2 separate regions of the Mus musculus genome follow, and region 2 is linked to region 1. The links are chromatin loops, found by intact Hi-C in ENCODE. Cell type or tissue: left cerebral cortex. All regions are shown on one strand. Links, peaks and the distances in the headings refer to the core of each region. The heading gives the core; the rest is flanking DNA. Region 1 holds the start of Zfp180 (zinc finger protein 180). Region 2 holds the start of Zfp114 (zinc finger protein 114).

Region 1 (11,803 bases), core at 4,556-9,555:
TTTGAAAGTGTTACTGGATTGTTTTAAAAATAAGTGGCTTATGAATTAGAGCCTAGTTTCTTGTAAGCTGATTGGTCAAAGCCTATGGAGATCTTAGTGACCAGCTAGAATATAGCTGGATTCAAAAGTTCTGCTTATTGTGGTAACATTGTTACCGGGCAAAAGATTGCCATACTGAGGATAACTCACATTATAAAGTCTTAGACACTGTTTCAAAGCATTGCAGAAAGAATTACCTAAAGCATTTAATATGTATTTTATAGAATTTCAACTGAGGTCTTTAAATTGTGTTGTGGATGGGCCTGGTGCTGTATTTTGATGCTAATTCTGCTCTCCTGGGAGGGGCTGAGGACAAGGAATGAGTTGTGTACTCAGGTGACTTCTTGTGAACAAATTCCCTAGTGAATAAAGGAGCCAATCACTGGGCGAGTAGGAGGGACTTCCGGGTTGGAGAGGGGAAGAGAAAAGGAGGCATGAGAGAGGGTCCTTTTTGCCTGAGGACAAGATGTAGCTACTAGTGTCTCCTGGCGGATTCACCACTGGAAAATTTAGATTTAATATCGCTTACAAGATTAGGATTCTAGTTGTTGCACCCAGAGATTTAGTTACCATTGTTTCTGAACTAAGTTTGTGCGGTGTTTCTCTTCTCGCGAGGACGCAACTGGGTTCCAGAGAGAAAGGTATAGCAGCAAAGCACGGGTTTGCCTGATGTGCCCACAAAGGCTGTGGGGGTATTGAAGCATGGGCCTGGCATGGTAGTGACCCGTCAGTGGGAACCTAGCGAGCTGGGTGGAGAGATTTTGGAGTTCTGTTTTTGGAGATAAAAACAGATCGGGCCATTGCCAGCCAGTATATGGCTGGCCAGGCTTCTGGGGCAGAGAGTTGCCGGCACAAGTGCGGAAAGGTGGTTCTTTTTTAATATTTCCTGCAACAAAATTGGGTGGCATATTTAACTCTAAATGAGATACTGGGCTTTTGTACTCTCCTCAGAATTGGAGAAGCACAAAACCCCATCCTTTTCTGGGCTACAAGTCGTGGTTCACATCTAATCCCAGTACTTAGGAAGCGGAGACAGGAGCATACCTAGTTGAAGGAAGGTCATCTTTAGCTATAGAGTGAGTCCCAGGACAGCCCTCAACACACGAGAGCCTGTCCTGCCTTAAAATGTTTTTTTAAAAAAAGATGGTGGGTGGCCCAGTAGTTAAGAGCACTCGAAGCTCTTAGAGAGGACCTTAGTTTAGTCCTCCATACCACAAGGGGTCGCTCATAGCTTCTTGTAACTCTAGTTCTGGGGGATTTGATGCCCTATTCTGGTTCTGTGGGCACCTACATACATGTGGAATATAGTCACACACAGACACATAAAAATAAACCTTTAAAAATAAATAAACACCAGCAGGAGAAATAAGAGCAGCAGTTAAGAGCACTGGCTGATCTTCCAGATGACCTGGGTTCAATTCCCAGCAATGTTAAGAGTGGCTCACAACCATCTAAAACTCCAGGCCCAGCCGATCCAGTGCCCTCTTCTGGCCTCCTTGGGCACCAGGCAAGCATGAAATACCCACACAAATCAAACTTAAAAATTGGTAAATAAAATAATCTTTAAACTTTAAAAGGGTAGAGGGCAGAGGGCTAGAGGGGCGGGGGGGGGGTGGGGGGGGGCGAGAAGAGATCAAGGGTTAAGAGTTCACATCCAGAAGTCAGGTAACAAGCCAGATGTCCCATGCATACCTGTAGCCCCAGCTCAGAGGGGCAGAGAGCAGAGAATCACTAGGACCTACTGGCTTCCAGCTTATCAGGGGAAATGCTAGCCTTTGGTGTGTGATAGACTCTTCCTGGGGAGATGAAACATATATGTGTTTATTCATGCCAGAAAGGAAAACCATGTATACCAATCTCAGTTTCTGTAAGAAAGCAGGCTGAGCAAACTATGGGAAACAAGCCAGTAAGCAGCTCTCCTCCATGGTCTCTGCATCAGCTCCTGCCTTCAGTTTCCTGCCTTGCTGGCATTCCAGTCCTAATTTACTCTGGTGATAAACAGCCAAATAAACTCCTTCCTCCACGACTTGCTTGTTGGTGTTTTGTTAGCAATAGAAATCCTAAAATGGGATTACTAGCAGGAGTGTGGGTGAGGGTTACTAGCAGGATCGGCTACATCCCTGGAACTCCTGTACAGTTTGCAGGTAGTTCAACAGGCCTGAGGGGGGCTCCTCTGCAGTGTGCCTTAGAGTTTCCTCTGTAACCGTTGGCTTCCATTATCCTCAGGGAAGGAGCCCTCCTGGCTTTCCACTTTATCAGCTCTGTGACATTTTATTTCACCCCCCCCCCACCCCCCCAATCCAGAGGGAACACTTCAATCAGAAGAAATTGCTCTACAACATCAAAGAAAGGCCATCTCTCAAGATAACATGTATGTAAAGAGACTACCATCTGGTGCCTTCTATACAGGCAAATACCCGTCGACATATGTGTATACATGCACATATACACGTTGATTAATCTTTTAAAAAGCCTGCCACACTGCTAGGCAGTGGTGGCGCACACCTTTAATCCCAGCACTTGGGAGGCAGAGGCAGGCAAATTTCTGAGTTCGAGGCCAGCCTGGTCTACAGAGTGAGTTCCAGGACAGCCAGGGCTACACAGAGAAACCCTGTCTCAAAACAACAATAACAACAAACAAAAACAAAACAAAAAAAAGCCTGCCACCCATGAGGGACCACACCCCTTAAAATACTGCAAAGAGATTTTTAAGGCTCGGGCTGTGGGGTCAGGCAGGAAATTGCTGAGGCCACTGGGGGAAGGGTGGCTTCACTCACCTCCACACAGGCCTGCAGGGACTCCAGGGACTCATCATCTTGTTGCTCCATGGTCTCCTCCAGGTGTGGCGTGGTGCCAAGCTGCATAAATAAAAGCAGCTCTGCATAGCCTGCACTGTCGCTCTCCAGCCCAGCCTGCCCCCTGGCAGTTAATGCCCCAACTGGACATTAACCAAGAATCCCTGAGTTGCTGCTCTAGGTCAAATCTTTGCAGTTCCACTTTGTTCCCCCATCCCCACTACCCTGTAAGCCCACCTCATGCTCAAAACATGACCATCTGCCCAGTACCTAAATGTGCAGCTCCAATCAGGGCATTCATTGGGTCTTGGGAGCCCCACAAACACCCAGCACTTAAAGAACCCCCTAGTATTACGTACTTTACTGGCTTGAGTGTGCAACTTCAAGACAATCTCTTTCCAGGCCTAGGAACCATATAGCCACTGATCAAATAAAGGAAATTCAGGACACAGCCCCAGCCTTTCCAGATAGTTATTTCATTGAGAACACTGTTCTTTCATCAGCAAACATGCAGAGCCTCCATCTTCCTACCCAAACCGCCAGGGCCAGGCCAGGCCCCTCCTTCCCCCACCCAACCAGACTCTTCCTCAGATTCTTACCCAAACCCTCAGGCTCTGAATTTGTAGCTTGAACCTGATTTCCTCCTCTATCAGTCTGGAGGGCTCTTTGGAACTAAAGACACAATGGCCCACGTGGAACTGGGGACCTCTGGCAGCCACAGCACATATCAGCCTCTGCCAGGACCAGACCCTGTACCTTTGCAGCTCAGCTGTCTTTGTGTCATCTGATGTCACGAACTTGGAAAGCAGGGTGGCAGCTGACCAATCCCACTTGAGGCACCAACCCCTCCATACTCCCTTGCTGCTCATGTGGTGCTAAGGCTGGAACCCAGTGTTCTGTGCACACTGGCAAGCACTCTACCAACTATGCCACATCCTCTGCCCCCATCTTTCTCTCACTACCCCACCCCCTGATTCTCACCCCAGCACTAATGTACAGTCCCACCTACTTCCCTCCACCCACCAGGCTCCAGCTTGAGTCTCAACCTGCGTAATTCCTGCTGTACACCTTCCTGGGCACCTGAATGCCAGGGAGACCCTGTCTTCCCCTACACTTGGGAATCAACTGGTGCTGATTACAGCAAAATCCACCAAGATCCCAGCACTATGTGTCAAAAGTGCATTTCTAGCAGGGCACGGTGGCACACACCTTTCATCCAAGCAGGTTCCCATGAAGGATTTGCATTCAGGACCTGGGTGCTCCGCCCATCTGGGGTTCTTCCTTGTTTTGGTTTTGATTCCTTATCCTTTGAGTCAGGGTTTCATGTAGTCTAGGCTAGCCTCACACGCATCATCCTCCTGCCTCTACCTCCCAAGTACTGCTTTTTTTAGTCATGTGCCACCAGACCGGATTTATGAAGTGCCAGAAATGGAACCTGGGGCTTTGTGCTAGGCAAGCACTTAACCAGCTGAGTTACACCCCAGCTCTAGGCGGATTTTTATAGGACTCTGTGTCCCCTTGTGGCTCCAAGTCACAGCTGCCACAATGGTCCTGAGGCCACCAGTTCTGCATGTCTGCAGAGCTGTAGTTAAAATACACCATTACCTAAGTCTGAGCACGGAGCTCCAGAACCAGTCCTAGGTCCTCAACACTTGGCTCCCAAGGTGTCCTCAAACTTAGGCTAGAGCCAAGGGACCTGTCTTCCACCCCGCTCTCCTATAAATGCAGGCATTCTCTTGCTTCAAGGCAGAACAGGCCACAGCAAAGATCCTAGCAACACATACTCTGTAAAGATGCTTACAGCATCTGCCTTCTCCCAGCCAGTTGCCAACCAGAAGGCAGCCTTTTAAAGCATAGGTTCCTTACCTCCAAGCTGGAGTTTCTACCCAACTTGAACATCTAAGAACTCTAAGGTGTTCAGGTTTCAGGTGCCAGTTCCAGATTCTCTAATTGAATACACTGACATGCACAGGGCCTTCTGCCTAGAATCCTCTGTTAGGCCCTTGCCTAACACCCTCCATCTGGTACTTGACTGTCGAAAGGACTGATTAACTGAAAACAATACTGGGTCTCCTGGTTCAAGAACCAGGACCTCCAGGCTGCTCTAGTGTGAACCCATTTCCTCCGAATCGAAATGCTCCCTCCTAGAAGGAGAAGGGAGGCTCCTAAGACTCAGGAAGCAAACAAAACTTAAAAGATCTCAGAAGCTGAAACTTTAAAGATACACACACACACCCTTCCTTAAGATTATACATGCAACAGCGAAGGCTGAGGAGGAGGTACCCTGCCCAGATGAGCTGCTTTGGAGTCTTGTAGGCACCTCCAGAGACGCAGCTTCCCTGAGTCATCACTCCCGTGGGCTTTTCAGTGCCATAGCTGACTCATCCTGCTCCTGTAAGAAACCCTTCACTCATACTTCCGTAGGGAACAACAATAAACCCACTGGCTCACTGGGCTAAACAGCGGCCACTGCTCTGCTTGGCTGTCATGCCTGGTCTAGGAACAGAAGCCACATACATCTCCAACAAACAGGACACCCCCAGGCTTGCAAGAACAGTGTCTGCCCAGGTAGGAGAACCACGTCTTCAGAACGTAGGCTGGTGATTCCGACACCAACACTTGCTCACGAATACAGTGTGGGCTTAGATCTAGTACAGAAACAGTGGCATGGTTCCTCTCTTTGGGAAAAAGAGTCTGTGCATTGGAAGGCTCTCCACTAAATACGCAGGGGAGGAGGGGAGTTCCTGGTACTTTTGTACGTACACAGAGGAAACTGCTCAGGTCACACCCACCTCTGCACCTACCCTCAGGGTCTCTCCCTACCCTCAGAGCTGATTCTGCATATGCACCTAGGGCCACCAGAGTCAGTTATTAGGAGCTGTTGGTGACACACCCTGTCACCTTAGAGGCCCCGCCACAATGTCTCTCTGTGGCGATAATACCTCTTTTAAAACTTTTTTGTCTAAAACGCAAGGCACCTTAGTGTCCCCTCGGGCCTTTCAATTATCTGCCCTTTGCCTAGGCCCTGTTTTCCATCCTTTTGGACATCCTCGGTCCCACAGTCCCACCACACAAAACCAACCATCCGCGCATGCGCACAACTGTGCACTCTTTACAGCCTCCCGAGACCCTGAGTCCTATTCTGAGGCACAGGAACCCCAAGTCACTGACACCAACGCGTCCAGATTCCCGCCTAGACCCTGCGCATGCGCACATCGACCACTGTAAGCGTCCCACATCTAACACCAACCTGGACGTCCGTGAGCCCGTGGTGAGGACCGGGGCGGGTCTGAGCCACTCACGACTCAGCGTCAGAACGAAACTGTGCTCACCGCTTCCTGCCCCGATCCTGAAGCACACCCGGCATGACTCGAGTGGCGGGGGTCTGGCTTCCACTTCGAGTCAGCATCCGCCAGGTCGCTCCGTGTAGACTGAGCCCAGCCACAAAGCTGAGCCATAGAAGACGCCTTCACACACATACACACACACACACTCACACGCACGCACGCACACACACAAACACATACAAACACACACACACACTCACACAAATGGCTGCACTGCCGGCTAAACCCGGAAGTAGGGGGTTATCAGCTCAATGGAACTACAATTCCCAGAACTCTCAGCGGCTTACGCAGCCGCTGTCAGAACTCAGCGCCAAGGGGCGAGGCCTCGAACTCGAGTGAGGCTGCGCAGTCCATCCCAGTCCTTTCAGGGTGGTGGCCAATGGGAAAGTCCTCTTGTAAGCCAAGATTGAAGCTGGCTTTGACACTGCCAAGTCTGGAAGACTAGCGATGTCCATGTTGTACAGTTCAAAAAGTTCTAATCATGCGGGCAGAATGGCTCAGCAGATAAAGGCGCTTTGCCGCCAATCATGATGATACGAGTTGGATTCCCAGAACCCCGTAAATAAATAAATCTAATCGCCCCACCTCCAATCCCCCACACACTATATAACTCTGTCTGGCCTGGAATTTACAGATGACCACCTGCCTCTGCTTCTCAAATGCTGGGATTAAAGGTATGAACTATCACACCCATCTTTTAAAAACTGATTTTTTATTTAATAGCTGTCAGTGTTAGGTCTCAAAGAAACCCAGGACAAATGGCTAAGGTGCCTGTTAACATATCCGGGTAAATGTTGGCTAGCTCTCCCAGCATCCCACTCCCTAACCGGAACCTCTCCTTTCCCCAGCTTTTCCTTTCAACATAAACTCATACATATTGGCTACGAGGTCTCCTGGTTCCCACACTTTTGATCTCTCCATCTTTGGCTCCTCTTTTTGCTCCCTATAATTAGCATATTAAAATGCCTTTTAGACATGTAAAAAATAATTAGCTTAGGACTCCTGCTCCACCCAAGGCTACACCTGATAACCAGAACTCAGAGACATCACTCCCTCATAATAACCAGATACAGTCTTAGAACCCCACTGGACAGTAATACACGCAGAGACCTAGAGCAATGCTTTGCTCTGCACATTTGGAGAGGCACCATCTTGATCTGCCCTATGGATAGAGATTCTCCGCCCAGGATCCTGAAGATCGAATCAGAGACTTCTGTTCTGGACCTCCAACACTTTTACATTCAGCTAAGATACATCACCCAGGTGAACAGCACTGGGGAGATAGTTGGAAACATAGAGTTTGAATTTTGTGTGATGACCCTCAGCATAATAAAACATATCTTTTGATATACTAACTATATGTGTTTACCTTCTTGGTCACGAAACTCCCTCTCCTCTTTCACTCTCTCCCCCCACACTCACTCTCCACTCATGGCTCCGTTCAGTCTAGACCCTTCCATGCCTCTGACTGTTCTCGGCCTCACAGTTTAAGCATACCTCTTTTTCTTTTTTCATTTATCTGATGCCCATAACCCGGGATTGACATAAGTGAGTTCCCTCTGAGGGACTCGGCAGCTCTGAACCAAGCTGTGGATCTGGCTCTCTAAGGTATGTATGTATCATTTATTTCTGCTGGCTCCTACCATTCACCAAACTTGACTCCAAATTCTAGAGTCTGCCTCTTCAATTGCTTTCTAGCCATGTGTCCCTCCTTGTCTACTCCACAAGTGTCTCTCTGGCTCCTGCAGCCTGGTAAGCCCTCCAGTGACCTCGTGGCATTTGCCATAAGGCATAAAGACATTTGCCCCCCCCCCCCACGTTGAAGTCACCCCCTTTCCAAGTCCATCTTCAGCTGCTCTCTCCTTTCCATCTCTACAGGACAAGTGCCACCTCAGAGTTGCCTTCTTTGTCTACTAGTACTACAAAAACCACACCAGTGTGCCAGAAAGCTCCTCTTGCCCTACTGGGTCTGTGACATGCATAAAGGGATGCCTCTCCTCTTTGATTCAGAATATTTCTCTCATTCCCTTTTAGGATGCCCTGGATTCTTATCATCACTGACATTTATGCCCCTGAGGCCTTTGTTCATATCTCCTTCCTAGGGCTTCCTCGCCTCACCAATCCCTGGGAGCTGTTATCATGCAGTTTCCTTAAGCCCTCTTGGGTCTGCTACCCTCTTCCTTGCCTCCCCTTTGGAGCTGCCTGCTCTATCTCTTACTTAAGCCCTCCTAACCCACTCCCCCTCAGTGGACCTCCTATACTTTGTGACCCTGTTACCTCCCAGCTCCCTCCTAAAAGTTCTGCAGCTTCTCTGTGCCCTCCTGGACTTCTCTCTATGTTTCTCAGCTCCTTTTTTGGAGCTTATAGGTGTTAAATGTTGCAGCTCTGAAGGGAAAGGCTTCCTTTACAGAAGTGTTACTACTCTGCTCCAGCTGCTGCAGAGGAAGGGTTTCTCCAGGGAAAGTGTTACAGTTCTGCTCTGGGAGGGGAAGGTTTCCCCAGTGAATGTGTTACATCTCTGCTCCACAGGAAAACGGTTTTCCCAGCTCCCCGGACGTTAGCATTTCCCATTTCCTCGAGGCTCCATCCAAGAGTTACCTAAACAGCCAGGTACCTTCTTTTTGTTCTTCCTGTTCCCTAATGATCAATCTCATGATAAGAAATTAGATAGAAAAAGATGGAAAGTTTATTCAGGGTCTGAGGATATAAAAACTTAAGTTATGAGTATCTCGGAATATATTTGGGATATTTGAGGGCCTAGAAAGACATTTTGAGGTTGGTAATTACTTATAAAGGTTGGAGGACATAAAATATTGGGTAGTGATAAAAAATAATTCAAGATACAAAAATTCTTTGAAGGAACCTTTTAAATTCCATTTGTCTCCACTCAGAAACTAGGCCATTAACCATTTGCTCCAGTAGCAAACCCTGAAGTCCAGGAATGAGACAATAAAATTCCCCACTAAAGGAACAGCTTAAAGGTAGTCACATGAATGGGACATAACTTATTTCAGGATAGGTCTGAGGTTTTTATCACTACTCTCAGATATCCCTCCTTTTTCATTGCATTACAATCATACTAGTATCTCTAGGAATGGCCTATGATCCTGCCCACTGTGACAGACAGATTCCAAGGTGGCCCCACAACACCTCACCTCCTGACGTTAGCACCATTATATAGTTCCCAGGCCTCATGAAAAGACCTGGATTTTGCATTTAATGAACATGGCAAAGACCCCAGATGCAGGTGATTGCAAAGATACTGCAATCTATCCCATATGATTTTTGCTTCTATTTGGCTTTGAATGAAACAAGAAAGCTGGCTGGTGGTAGTGCACACCCACCTTTAATCCCAGCATTTAGGAGGCAGAGGCAGGTCTATCTCTGAGTTTGAGGCCCACCTCACGTACAGAGGGAGTTCCAGGCCAGCCAAGGCTACACTGAGAGACCCTGTCTACAACAACAACAGCACACACACACACACACACACACACACACACACACACACACACAGAGAGAGAGAGAGAGAGAGAGAGAGAGAGAGAGAGAGAGAGAGAGAGATTCTAAAGAAACAGGATGGAGCAAATGGGGTGAACAGACAGGTTTTGGAAATGAACTAGATAACAGGAAATTAAACAGAATTGAAAAGAGTCTTGTGAGAGTGGTGCATGTGTGTACATGTGAATGCATGTGAGTACATGTGAATGCATTGTGTACTTGCACACATTTGTACCTGTGTAGGTGTATGTACATGTTTGTGCATGTGTGGGTGCATATGTGTGGAAGCTAGCATTCACCTCAGATGTTGTTCCTCAGAAACTGTCCACCTTGAGTGTGTTGATTTGCTTTGGTGTTATTGCTGTTACTTTGTTTTATTTTTGAGACAGTCTCCCTGGCCTAGAACCTGTGATTCTGCAAGGCTTTCTGGCCAGCAAGCCTCAGGGTTCCACCAGTCTTTGCCACCCCAGCAATGGGAGTACAGCACATGCCATCATGCTCAGCTCTATGTGGGCGTTAGGACTGAGCTATCTTCTCAGGCCCTACAGTTGAGAAGGTTCTTAAAGAAAAACTCTGTTGAACATTTGTACTACAGACTCATTAGCAGAGGACAAAAGGTACAGGTCTCTATCTGCCAGAGATTGCGTGACATCAGAATACAAGTATCAGAATACCTCATAATTTGACTCTTCATTTCTGCCTGGTCCTGGGGGCACCAATGGCTGCTTCGAGATTTGGGGCAATGGCTTCCTGGGACCCTCAGGAGCTGCGGAAGGTGGTTTCTTCTGCAAGTAAGTAAAGAAGTCAAATGAGACCCATAGTCAAGATGGACCAGAAGATGTCAACATATACTCCTCAAGGACACAGAGAAGCCAGGCAGTGGTGGCACTCAGGAGGCCAGGGCAGGTGGATCTCTGTAAGTATGAGTCCATCATGGTCTACATAGTGAGTTCCAGGACAGCCAGTGCTATATGAGAGACAGAATCTGTGTGAAAAGAAAAGGGGGAGAGTACACCCAGTTCAGGGTTCTACAAAGAACCCAAGTGGAGGAACAACTACAACTCCCAACTCACTGCTCTTCTGTAACATTCTCGCTCTCTCCCTCCCTCCATCCTTCCCTCCGTCTCCCTCCTTCCCTCAAAATTTCTCTTTTTCTCTCCCCCTCTTCCTCCCTCCTTCCCTCTCCCCCCCCCCCCAGTCATTATTTCCTCTTAAGTCAGCACCTTCCCCTCCTAACTTCCTCCTGCCATCATGTTTCTGGCCAGTGCCACTTCACTGCAATCCAGCCCCAAGCAAGGCCTGCTGGAAGGAACAACAAAGCAGCCATGAGATATGGAACCCCGTGTGGCCTTGGGCCATGATCTCCCCATCCCTGGAACTGCTTGCAGTGAGAAAGGTTTAGTTAGACTGAAACAACTCTCAGCCTTGATAATCATAAAATCCTCTGGTCATATTTCCTACACAGTTTCTTTAACAAGCTGCAGCAGGTCCAACCTACCTCATAGAACTGCTCTGGGGAGACACGTGGTAGTGGTGGCATCTGGGAAAAATGAGTGGGGAAAAATCATAGAGGCTGTGGGCATGGCACAGTGGTAGAGCCTCTGCCTAGAATCACCCAGTGAGGGGCTGGGGGTGTGGCTCAGTGGGAGAGCCCCTGCCTAGAATCACCCAGTGAGGGGCTGGGGCGTGGCTCAGTGGTAGAGCCCTGCCTAGAATCCCCCAGTGAGGGGCTGGGGCGTGGCTCAGTGGTAGAGCCCTGCCTAGAATCACCCCAGTGAGGAGCTGAGGGCGTGGCTCAGTGGTAAAAGCTAATCTAGCCTGCTTAAGGCTGGTTCAATCAATAGGAACACACGCACACATATACATATAGATGTTTAGAAAGAGAGTAAGAAAAAGACAGAAGGGGGGGTGTGGCTATGGTACCCTCTCATCCTAAGAGGTAGAAACATCCTGCTGGACTGTGGAAGGATCAGACAGAAAGTATGGGAGCAGTGAGAGTATCCGGGGAGCTCACCCACCTTTTTGCCTCTGGCCTCTCCTTCGGGCTTTGGGGCATTGTCATACACAGTCTTTGGTTTGTCTAGAGAAAGCAAACCACATCCCAGAGCAAAAGTTAGGGTGAGA
Region 2 (11,803 bases), core at 2,216-7,215, 94 kb before region 1:
AAGGTTCAAGTCACCTTCAACCTCTGCTGAGCACCTGACTCACAGAGCCTGTGTGTAGCCTTGAAGAAGGATAATGGGAAGGAAGCACTAACTCTGTGGTAACAGGTGTGGTGGTGCTCAGACACCAGCGGAGGCAGGTGCAGAATGGAGAGATTGAGCGAGAGACACATGTAAAGCAGGGCCTGTGAGGGCTCCCAAGCAGATGAATGCAGAGAGGGAGGGAGGGAGAGAGGGAGGGAGGGAGGGGAAGAGAGGGAGGGCAAGATAGAGAGAGAGAGAGAGAGAGACAGACAGACAGACACACACACCCCGAGACAGAGAGACAGAGGGGGGTGCACACAGCACTCTACCAGGAAGAGAATTCTGGGCAGAGAGAAGTAAGCTCTAACAGCTAAGACACAAAGACAGAAGCAGGGGAAAAAAAAAAAAGGAGATAGGCAGAGCTGGAGTGTGAGGCCCTAGGAAGGGGAGGCTCCAGTCAGGCACAGGGAATGAAGCCTGTCACCGAAACTCTTGGGAAGCTGAGGCAAGAGGATCACAAATCCAGGGCAAGCCCAGGCTACATAGCAAGACCTCGCCAGAAAACAAAAAACTGAAAACAAGAGTTTACTGAGTGAAATGGGAGGCCAACAGTGTGAGGCTGGTCGCGGTTTGATGGAACTTTTCCATCATACCGGAGGATGGCAGAGAGGAAGCACAAGACAAAGAGCAGAAGCAGTGTTGGGGCGTCTGGAGGTGGCACTTATCGGTCTGGGTCGAGGACACAAGAAAGGGGCTGTGGAAACTCCCTGCCGCTAAGGAAAGCCACTGAGGTCAGGCATGTTGGGGGAGGGGGTGTCCCCGCATGGAGGCCCTGGAGAGGCCATTATGTGAAGCTGTGAGGGTGAAGCCTGGATTGCCTTGGAGACCCCAAGAGGTCAGAGATGTGATCACCATGGGATGCCTGCCCATGGGATGCCTGCTGAGAAGAGCTACTAACAAGGGGTGGAAACCAGCCTCCCCACCCCCCACATAAATGTGTTACAGTCCACAGAGCTGAAAGGAGGAGGTGGAGATCTCAAGGGCACTTAGATGTCAGATGTGAGGATGCAGGGTTTAGAGTTTGCTATCATGTTTCTGTTTTTTAAGATTTATTTTATGTTTATGAGTACACTGTAGCTGTCTTCAGACACACCAGAAGAGGGTATCAGACCCCATTACAGATGGTTGTGAGCCACTATGTGGTTGCCAGGAATTAACTCAGGACCTCTGGCAGAGCAGTCAGTGCTCTTAACCGCTGAGCCAGCTCCCCAGCCCCTGCTTTCATCGGTTTTGTTCTATTTTTGGTTCAGTCTTTCCTCACTAAGCCCCACCTCCTTTGCTTTAGAAGGATATATTATGTGCCACTGTATGTTGGATTATCTGGGGTTTTTATCTTTTATTTTTTTATGGAAAGTTACACTTAAGAGATTGCATGAGTCCCAGAAGAGACTTTAAACATCGGACTTCTAAACAGTGTTAAGACTATAACAGACTCTGGGGATTTTATGGTTAGTCTGAATGCATTTTGCATTCTGATATGGCTACAAGCCTATGGGGGCCAAGGCGTGTGTGGTGGTTTGAATAGGTATGGCTGCCACAGGCTCGTGTGTTTGAATGCTTGGCACACAGGGAATGCCAAGGCTTGACAGGGATCAGGAGATGTGGCCTTGTTTGAGGAAGTGTGCTTTGAAGTTTCAAATCCTCAAGCCAGAACCAGTGTTGCTCTTCCTGCTGCCTTTAGATCCAAATATAAAACCTCTGCTACCGTTCTATCCCACCATGATAATGAACTAAATCTCAGAAACGTGGTATCAAGCCTCAGTAAAATTCTTTCCTTTTTAAGGAAACACACACACACACACACACACACATGCAAACTCATACTCAAAAAGAAATATTTTTAAAATTTCATTTAAAGCGCAGCATCTATTTGTAAAATGCAGTTGTAAAAAAATGAAGTGGACGCTGGAGAGATGCCTCAGTGATTCAGAGCACTGGCTGCCCTTCCACAGGACCCAGGGTGTGTGTGCAGCACCCACATGCTGGCTCACAACCATCTGTAAGTCCAGGTCCAGGGGATCTAATGCCCTCTTCTGGCCTCTGTGGGCATCATGAGTGAATGTGGCACAGACACACATGCTGACAAAACACTCACGTGCACATAAAATACAAAATAAGTAACCCTAAAAGGGAAGCAGTGGCGTGCAACAGACACACGGGTGTGAACTCTGACATCACCAAGGACACAGGGCCCCGTCCTCACCCACTGCCAGGAGGTTCCTGAAGTTCTCCAGCATCACATCGTGGTACAGCTTCCTCTGAGCAGCGTCCAGCAGCCCCAGCTCCTCCTCGCTGAAGACCACGGCCACGTCCCTGAATGTCACTGCCTCCTGTGACGGCAAGCACATTCCATGTTTCAGAAAAACTGCTATTTTTAATCAATTGTCAAAGTACCCAATATTTTTAAAAGTGTCCAGTTTAGGCCAGAGAATAGAGAACCAGGAATAATTACTGCCTGCCAATTAACTGGGGATATAGTCACTGTTATTAGCAAAACACACATTAACTCCTTGGAGTTGATGGTTCCAGGTAGCTGGAGAGCTTGGCTGAACACCATGTAAAATACCCCTGTGCATTTGTATTCATGTTGCCGTTTCTTGAACCATGGTTCCTGGGTGCTCAGCGGTGTCTAATAAATGTGCTGAGTTTCAGGGTTGCTGGTGTGTCTCCATCAGAGCACATGGCTTTTGCTCTCAGCTTGTCTGTACACATGTCTGTGTGTCTGTCCTTTCTTCGTCTCTTCATCGATTGAGTTGGATCAACCACAGAAGCCGTGCACTTGGTGGCAGCCGTACACTTTCCCTGGTTGTTCAGGAAATGAATGCTCAGGACGTCCCGTGCAGGAAGTGAGGGTGGCTAGAGGTCTGTGTGCATGTGTGTATACATGTGTGCATACATGTCAGTGTACTTAAGTACATGAGGGTGCACATGAATGTACAGGATGAAGGAGAACCCCTGGTGCTGGCAACCTTTCTTTTTGTTGTTTTTGAATCATCAGGGTCTTTCCGCGCCTTAGAACTTGCCAAATAGGCTAGGATGGATGCTAATGAGCACCAGGGAGCTGCCTGTCTCCACAGAGTCCCAGAAACAGGAGACCTGCTTCAGTGAGGTGGAAGAACAAAGCCCAAGTTTGAAAACATGTCTTCTGATGTCTACATACATGCTTTTGCATGTCCACAACCAACATCCTCACACAATAATAATAATACAAAAATTTAAAATGATCAAAATTCATGAACCACACCAATAGGGAGAATTTATATGTATTTGTAAGATAAAATTAGGTGAGCAGTGGAAAACGATGTCACTTTTAAAATGTAGGAAAACTTAAAAGACTTTTTTTAATGTATGTGCATGCCCTGTGTGTACATGTGTGTAGGTGCCCTGAGAGACCAGAAGAGGGCGCTGGACACCCTGGAATTGGAGTTACAGGCAGTTGTAAGTATCAGGTGTGGGTGCTGGGAACTGAGCCAGTGCCCTTAACTACTGAGCCATCTCTCCAGCCCACTTTTTTGAATTCTTTTTAGTCATCCTTTTACACTTTCCTGTGTGCACTGCACTTTGAGCACATGTTCCCACTGTCCTCTTTTTTTGTTTTTGTTTTTGTTTCGAGACAGGGTTTCTCTGTGCAGTCTTGGCTGTCCTGGAACTCACTTTGTAGACCAGGCTGGCCTCGAACTCAGAAATCCTCCTGCCTCTGCCTCCCAAGTGCTGGGATTAAAGGCGTGTGCCAACATGCCAGGCTCCCACCGTCCTCTCTTATCTCTCCTCCTTCCAGTCCTTTCTTCTCAGCAACTTCCCCTCTTCCTTCATGCAGTTCAGAGAGGCTCAGCTGTAGAGCACTTGCCCAGCATGCAGGGATCCTGTTTCCAATCCCTAGCACTGTGGGCATGGGGGAAGCAACCCGACTTACCTGTAACTTGGTCATTGTTCTCTTCTCTTTGAGACAAGGCAGGGCTCTGGGAAGCAAGCTGGGGGAGGAGGGGCTTCATGAGAACACTGCTAGGACAGTTGGGCCACATGGCTTCCTCAGCTTCTCCATCAGTCCTAAGGGCTGTGTGCGCTGGCCAGGCTTTTCTTTCTAGTTTCTACTCATAGGTAGTGCCATGCCTCACCTTGCTCACAGCTGGGGCTTAGAAAAGGCCACATTCTCTATTTCTGGGTGCTGGGCACTATTGCCTTCACAAATCTGGCTGTGTTAGTGGGCTTCCCAGAAAAACAAATCTTTAAGAAGCTCTGAACTCTGACGAATACTGCGTCATGATTGATCACTGCTCTCGGAAGGGTCTGTTAATGTGACAGCTCTTACACACAATTGTTTCCATACATAGGAATGATAGTCCTCCGCTCTGTCTCTCACACTAAAAGGTTTAAATACTAGTAAATTAAATGCTGTTCATCTGCACGAGCCCCCCACAAAGTCTCTGTTTCCATGTGCATGCAAATAATGAGATATAAAAACCCTCTCTAAGGAAAAGGGAGTTTGTCCCTGGGAAATGGCTCATCAGATAATGGTGACTACAGACGAGGGAGACCACCTGAGTTTCAGTCTCTGAACCCCGCATGGTGGAAGGAGAGACCGGACTCCCACAAGGTATTTCCTGATCTCCTTCATACACAAGCTGTGGCACGTCCCACTAAGGAAATAAGTAAGTAAATTAAAAAATGCAAAAAAAAAATCGCATAAAAACCAGTTGCAAACCACTTAAGGCTTCAGGCCACCTCTCATCACAACTCCTCCCCCATGCTCCCTTGGGATGCTAGATTCTTCCCTCGGACTCCTCCTTCCCCTCCGGAAGCAGGGGAAGTAGGACCAGGTAGCACCGCTTGGGGCTGAGCCCAGCAAGAGGGGACTCAGACACTGCCGCCGCCATCGCCATCGGTGCCCCAGTTCTCCCTGTCCGTGGACTTGTTTCTCCAAGGGACACACCGTTAGCACGAGCACACACGAAGGGCCGCAGGACGCTCCAAGTTTTCACATCTCCAGAAGCACTACCAGCCCGCCTCCGCTTGCAGAAGAGTCTGACCGCCTGGAGTGGGAACTACAATTCCCAGAATGCTTCAGTAGAAGCGCCAAACTATAGTGCCCTTCTGTAATGACATTCCCCAGCTCTCTAAAACCATCAATAAGTTCCAAGCTGTTTTAACTACAGTGGGCCCCCGGAAATCTTTTTTTTTTTTTTTTTTTTTTTTTGGTGGAGCGGGAGAGGAGGAGGAAGGGGGAGCTTGCTCTCCTGGGTTGCTTTTCGATTTATTCATTTCTGAAATGCCACTGTCAGGGCCTGTTGTTTGCCGTTGTTTGTAGACTCAAATAGTATGCAAAAGCAAAGAGTGTTTTATTCAGCAGAAGACCAGCGGGGATCCCTCATTCCAAAAAGGAGAGAACCCAAAGTGTGATTGTAAGCCCAATTTGAAGCACATTAGGGGAGTTCCAGGATAGGTGCGCTTTGTCTTACTTCACCTTTAGGTATTCTAGAACCATTACCAGGGCGTGGAGGGCCCGAAACTATTGCTGAGGAATCCTAGGATAAGTGGGCTTTGTCTTACTCTATCTCCACGGAAATTCCAGAACCATTACTGAGACATGGGGCTGGAAACTGTTGCTGACCCATCGTCCTAGATTCAGGCTATGTGGCTGGGCACCTTCTAGTTTCTGACTAGCTGCCTGACTTGTTTGTTTGTTTGTTTGTTTGTTTGTTTGTTTGTTTTTCTAACTTGCATGGGCTTTCCTGAACTTGCCCAGTTCTTAGGCCTAGTCTCTTGAATACTGATTTGAAACCTATCATGGAGCCATCACGAAAGACAAATATGGATATTTTGTTATTGTTGTTTTGATTCCCCTACCCCCACCCCTCCCCGGAGACACAACATCTCTCTGTATGTAGACTTGACTGTTCTGGAACTCCCCACCCCCTCCCGTAAACAATGGTGGCCTCTAAGGCATAGATCAGCCTGCCTCTGCCTCCCTAGTGTTGGGCTGAAAAGTGTGGGCCATCACACACTGCTATTGATACTTTTGAAAAACAATGAAGTCCCATATTATATTTCTATATAAACGTTAAAACTTCAACTGTGAAGCTATAGGAGCCTGATCTGGCAGCAGAGTTAGAGCCCCTTCATAGATTCCCTCTGTAAGGCATTGGGGAAAGGCTCAGTGGTAGAGCCCTGCCTAAAATCTTCTAGTGAGGGGTTGGGATCATAACTTGATGGTAGAACCCCCTGCCTAGAATCCCCCAGTGAAGGGCTGGGGGTGTAGCTCAGTGGTAGAGCCCCTGTCTAGAATCCCCCAGTGAGGAGCTGGGGGCGTGGCTCAGTGGTAGAGCCCCTGCCTAGAATCCCCCAGTGAGGGACTGGGGGTGTGGCTCAGTGGCAGAGCCTCTGCCTAGAATCCCCCAGTGAGGGGCTAGGGGTATGACCTGGTAGTAGAACATGGACGATCTGGGTCACTATTCTATTGCTGTGAAGAAACACCATGACCAAGGCAACTCTGACAAAAGGAAGCATGTAACTTGGGTCTGGCTTATACTTTCAGAGCTTTAGTCCATTATCCTGTCAGGAGCATAACAGCAGGCTGGCAATGGTGCTGAAGAAGTGGCTGAGACTTATATATTGATCCATACGCAGAAGGCAAGAAAAAGAGACATTAGGCCTAAGACCCTATATCCTCATCCGCCAAATCTTTTAAAAGAGTTCCACTCGCAGGTGCCTAAGCATTTAAATATATGAGCTTATGGAGGCTTTCTCACTCAATCCACAACCTGCCTAGAATCCCCCAGTGAGGGGCTGGGGTCATGGCTTGGTGGTAGAGCCCCTGCCTAGAATCCCCCAGTGTGTGTGTGTGTGTGTGTGTGTGTGTGTGTGTGTGTGTGTGTGTGTGTGTGTGTGTCTCAGTGGTAGTACTGACACCTGACATGGCACCCTGTGTTTGTGCCATAATTCTTCCTCATCCAAACACACACCCATTAATTGGGAACAAAGGGTAAGCTAAAGCTGGAAACCTCGAGTTCTCGGTACAATATTTAAGGAACACTGGATTCAACTTGTATCTAATACTGTGTTCCAAACTATTCAACACTAATACAACCTACAGACACGACAAAAACACTCTTTATGGCTTCTAACAATAAAAAAGGATGGCACACCTGACAGTTCACACTGTATGTACTCAAGCAAACTGTCCGAATGCAACAGGCAACTAGACTCCATGCCAGCTAGTCTGGAGGCTCAGAATGGCAGAAACAAGAGATGCTGCCCGTGGCCAGCAAATGTCTTGGCAGGTACAGGCCTGAGGACCTGAGTTCAATCCTTGAAATATACACAGTGGGAGAAGAGAAGTGACTCCCTGTAGTTTACATCTGCCTCTACCACAGGTGCTACAGCACACTGGTGTGCACACACACACACACACACACACACACACACACACACACAGAGAGAGAGAGAGAGAGAGAGAGAGAGAGAGAGAGAGAGAGAGAGAATTCATTAATACAAATAAACTACAAATTGTAGAAAGACAATTCGTCTTCTTTCTTTTGTCTTACTTTGTCTCAGCGTGGCTGAAACACTACTTCAGACCCCAGCACGCTGCAGCAATGTGTCAATAAGTCTCTTGCCTGAAGGACAGTTCAACAGAGTTGCACCCTCTTACTCCCACACCCTCCCCAAAACATAACAAAAGCATGTCATATAACCGGATTTTCTTGGACCTGCCTGCAGTATAAAGAAAGAGGCTGAGACTTTTATACAGTTTAAAGCTTAGGCCTTTTGCCAGGGCAGTCTCTCAGCTAGGGTTTAGACTTAATTTGACTATTCTAGCCTACAACCTGACCCACCATGTGGCTGGCCCTTTACCTCTCTGCTCCTTCCCCCACTCATCTATATTTCCTTCTGTGTCTGCCTCCAAATCTTCTGCATCTGTCTCCTCCTCTCCCCCCCCCCCACCCCCTGCCCCAGAGTCACTTTCTGTAGCCAGGGGCTTTGGCTACTTTATTTGGGTTCTTATATCTACCACCCTTCTCTATACCAATCCCTCCCAACCCCTTAACACTGGGGAAAAGAGAAAAAGTTAGTGGGGACAGGGGCTGTTGAGATCTTTTTAGAGCACTTCCTGCACCTGTCTGACTCTTCTTAGATTGAACAGGGCACCTGCGTCCTTGGGGACAATATGATTTTTCTCATAAATCCTGAGCCCCCAGGTTTTTCTCAACTCCCAGTCTGCAGCCTTTTTCCCCCAAGTCTGCAACCTAATTAAGATGGGGTTATATTTACCAGCGTCCATCACTGGATGACAAGGGGATCTAACACCCATAGAGATTATCCGGTCATCAGACTTTTGGCTCACTTGAATGAAGTCCACTTTGACAAGGGGATCCCACCAATTGTGTCATGCAGTCCCAGAAGAAGCAGAAGAAAGATTCTGTTCCCCCCACCCCCCACTGCTGTCGCCAGGCCTTGTCATTGCTTTTGCATCCAGGGCAAACAAAAAAGTGATGGGTACTCAGGAATCCCACAGCCCTGGTGAGTGTAAGCTGATCATTTAAGTCAAAGATTAAATAGGGAAACCAGGTACCTGCTGGGGCAACTTTGTGCTGCTGCTGGAGAATATCCCCCATAGATGCATTGCTTAGAGTCCAGGTTAGGTTCCAGGGTCTCTGAGGGTTTTGTTCCTTCACAAGGTCCTTTGCTCTGAGTTTAAGCCTCCCAGGAGAGCCCGCCCACTGGGAATGAAGAGCAGGGCAGTTTTAGTTTTAGTTGGTTGCTTGGGTTTTTGGAAACTTGCCATCTGGGTAGAGATAAGGGTCTGCTAAGTGACCATTCATGTGGTGAATCCAGGTGGCAATCCAATAACTTTGAGATCTATGGGGTTGGTTAGCCCAACATCTTTGATAACTGGTACAGATCTAACTGGAAGTTTACATGTAGTAAAATGCAAATGAATCCATATTTATTACCCTGCACAAAACTCAAGTACAAGTAGATCAAGGATATCAACATAAAACTGGATACACTACATTTCATAGAAGAGAAAGTGGGAAGTACTCTTGAATGCATTGGTACAGGAAACAATGGTCCAGGCTCTGAGATCAACAATTGATCGATGGACCTCATGAACCTGCAAAGCATTTGTAATGCAAAGGACACTGTTAATAGGCCCACCAAATTTATTTCCAAAGTGGTTGTATAAGTTTGCACTCCCACCAGCAATGAAGAAGTGTTCCCCTCAACCTATATCCTCACCAGCATGTGCTGTCTCTTGAGTTTTTGATCTTAGCCATTCTGATGGGTGTAAGATGGGACCTCCAAATTGTTTTATTTTTCATTTTCCTGATGACTAAGGACTTTGAAAATTTCTTTTTTTCCCCTTTTCCATTTTTTATTAGGTATTTAGCTCATTTACATTTCCAATGCTATACCAAAAGTCCCCCATACCCACCCCCCCCACTCCCCTACCCACCCACTCCCCCTTTTTGGCCCTGGCATTCCCCTGTACCGGGGCATATAAAGTTTGCGTGTCCAATGGGCCTCTCTTTCCAGTGATGGCCGACTAGGCCATCTTTTGATACATATGCAGCTAGAGTCAAGAGCTCCGGGGTACTGGTTAGTTCATAATGTTGTTCCACCTATAGGGTTGCAGATCCCTTTAGCTCCTTGGGTACTTTCTCTAGCTCCTCCATTGGGAGCCCTGTGATACATCCATTAGCTGACTGTGAGCATCCACTTCTGTGTTTGCTAGGCCCCGGCATAGTCTCACAAGAGACAGCTACATCTGGGTCCTTTCGATAAAATCTTGCTAGTGTATGCAATGGTGTCAGCGTTTGGATGCTGATTATGGGGTGGATCCCTGTATATGGCAGTCTCTACATGGTCCATCCTTTCATCTCAGCTCCAAACTTTGTCTCTGTAACTCCTTCCAAGGGTGTTTTGTTCCCACTTCTAAGGAGGGGCATAGTGTCCACACTTCAGTCTTCATTTTTCTTGAGTTTCATGTGTTTAGGAAATTGTACCTTATATCTTGGGTATCCTAGGTTTTGGGCTAATATCCACTTATCAGTGAATACATATTGTGTGAGTTCCTTTGTGAATGTGTTACCTCACTCAGGATGATGCCCTCCAGGTCCATCCATTTGGCTAGGAATTTCATAAATTCATTCTTTTTAATAGCTGAGTAGTACTCCATTGTATAGATGTACCACATTTTCTGTATCCATTCCTCTGTTGAGGGGCATCTGGGTTCTTTACAGCTTCTGGCTATTATAAATAAGGCTGCTATGAACATAGTGGAGCATGTGTCCTTCTTACCAGTTGGGGCATCTTCTGGATATATGCCCAGGAGAGGTATTGCTGGATCCTCCGGTAGTACTATGCCCAATTTTCTAAGGAACCGTCAGACTGATTTCCAGAGTGGTTGTACAAGCCTGCAATCCCACCAACAATGGAGGAGTGTTCCTCTTTCTCCACATCCACGCCAGCATCTGCTGTCCCCTGAATTTTTGATCTTAGCCATTCTGACTGGTGTGAGGTGGAATCTCAGGGTTGTTTTGATTTGCATTTCCCTGATGATTAAGGATGTTGAACATTTTTTCAGGTGCTTCTCTGCCATTTGGTATTTTTCAGGTGAGAATTCTTTGTTCAGTTCTGAGCCCCATTTTTAATGGGGTTATTTGATTTTCTGAAGTCCACCTTCTTGAGTTCTTTATATATGTTGGATATTAGTCCCCTATCTGATTTAGGATAGGTAAAGATCCTTTCCCAATCTGTTGGTGGTCTTTTTGTCTTATTGACGGTGTCTTTTGCCTTGCAGAAACTTTGGAGTTTCATTAGGTCCCATTTGTCAATTCTCGATCTTACAGCACAAGCCATTGCTGTTCTGTTCAGGAATTTTTCCCCTGTGCCCATATCTTCAAGGCTTTTCCCCACTTTCTCCTCTATAAGTTTCAGTGTCTCTGGTTTTATGTGAAGTTCTTTGATCCACTTAGATTTGACCTTAGTACAAGGAGATAAGTATGGATCGATTCGCATTCTTCTACATGATAACAACCAGTTGTGCCAGCACCAATTGTTGAAAATGCTGTCTTTCTTCCACTGGATGGTTTTAGCTCCCTTGTCGAAGATCAAGTGACCATAGGTATGTGGGTTCATTTCTGGGTCTTCAATTCTATTCCATTGGTCTACTTGTCTGTCTCTATACCAGTACCATGCAGTTTTTATCACAATTGCTCTGTAGTAAAGCTTTAGGTCAGGCATGGTGATTCCACCAGAGGTTCTTTTATCCTTGAGAAGAGTTTTTGCTATCCTAGGTTTTTTGTTATTCCAGATGAATTTGCAAATTGCTCCTTCTAATTCGTTGAAGAATTGAGTTGGAATTTTGATGGGGATTGCATTGAATCTGTAGATTGCTTTTGGCAAGATAGCCATTTTTACAATGTTGATCCTGCCAATCCATGAGCATGGGAGATCTTTCCATCTTCTGAGATCTTCTTTAATTTATTTCTTCAGAGACTTGAAGGTTTTATCATACAGATCTTTCACTTCCTTAGTTAGAGTCACGCCGAGATATTTTATATTATTTGTGACTATTGAAAAGGGTGTCGTTTCCCTAATTTCTTTCTCAGCCTGTTTATTCTTTGTGTAGAGAAAGGCCATTGACTTGTTTGAGTTAATTTTATATCCAGCTACTTCACCGAAGCTGTTTATCAGGTTTAGGAGTTCTCTGGTGGAATTT

Evidence for each region. A loop is a pair of places that touch in the nucleus more often than their neighbours do. Peaks named below come from ENCODE experiments on the same cell type or tissue, not always from the same donor. Only the 100,000 strongest peaks of a DNase experiment are listed, where the experiment ranks them.
Region 2: it touches region 1 in a loop (12-fold over the local background); 2 of 42 quality-filtered maps call a loop at or near these places.

The regions. Positions count from the first base shown.
Region 1 is chr7:24,076,520-24,088,322 of GRCm38, reverse strand. Zfp180 (zinc finger protein 180) reads right to left here and starts at 6,426. Exons shown (of 5, transcript NM_001045486.2): 1 at 6,085-6,426; 2 at 2,817-2,897. The coding sequence starts at 2,867. It also overlaps the pseudogene Gm36694. In left cerebral cortex, for the core only: no CTCF peak of the experiment used is centred there; DNase peaks (open chromatin) are centred at 5,259, 6,036 and 6,498; H3K4me3 peaks cover 2,223 bases; H3K27ac peaks cover 1,487 bases.
Region 2 is chr7:24,168,358-24,180,160 of GRCm38, reverse strand. Zfp114 (zinc finger protein 114) reads right to left here and starts at 5,139. Exons shown (of 4, transcript NM_001029933.3): 1 at 5,012-5,139; 2 at 3,995-4,052; 3 at 2,285-2,411. The coding sequence starts at 4,009. In left cerebral cortex, for the core only: CTCF peaks have their summits at 3,473 (motif pointing right) and 4,901; DNase peaks (open chromatin) are centred at 3,637, 4,943 and 5,068; H3K4me3 peaks cover 1,038 bases; H3K27ac peaks cover 584 bases.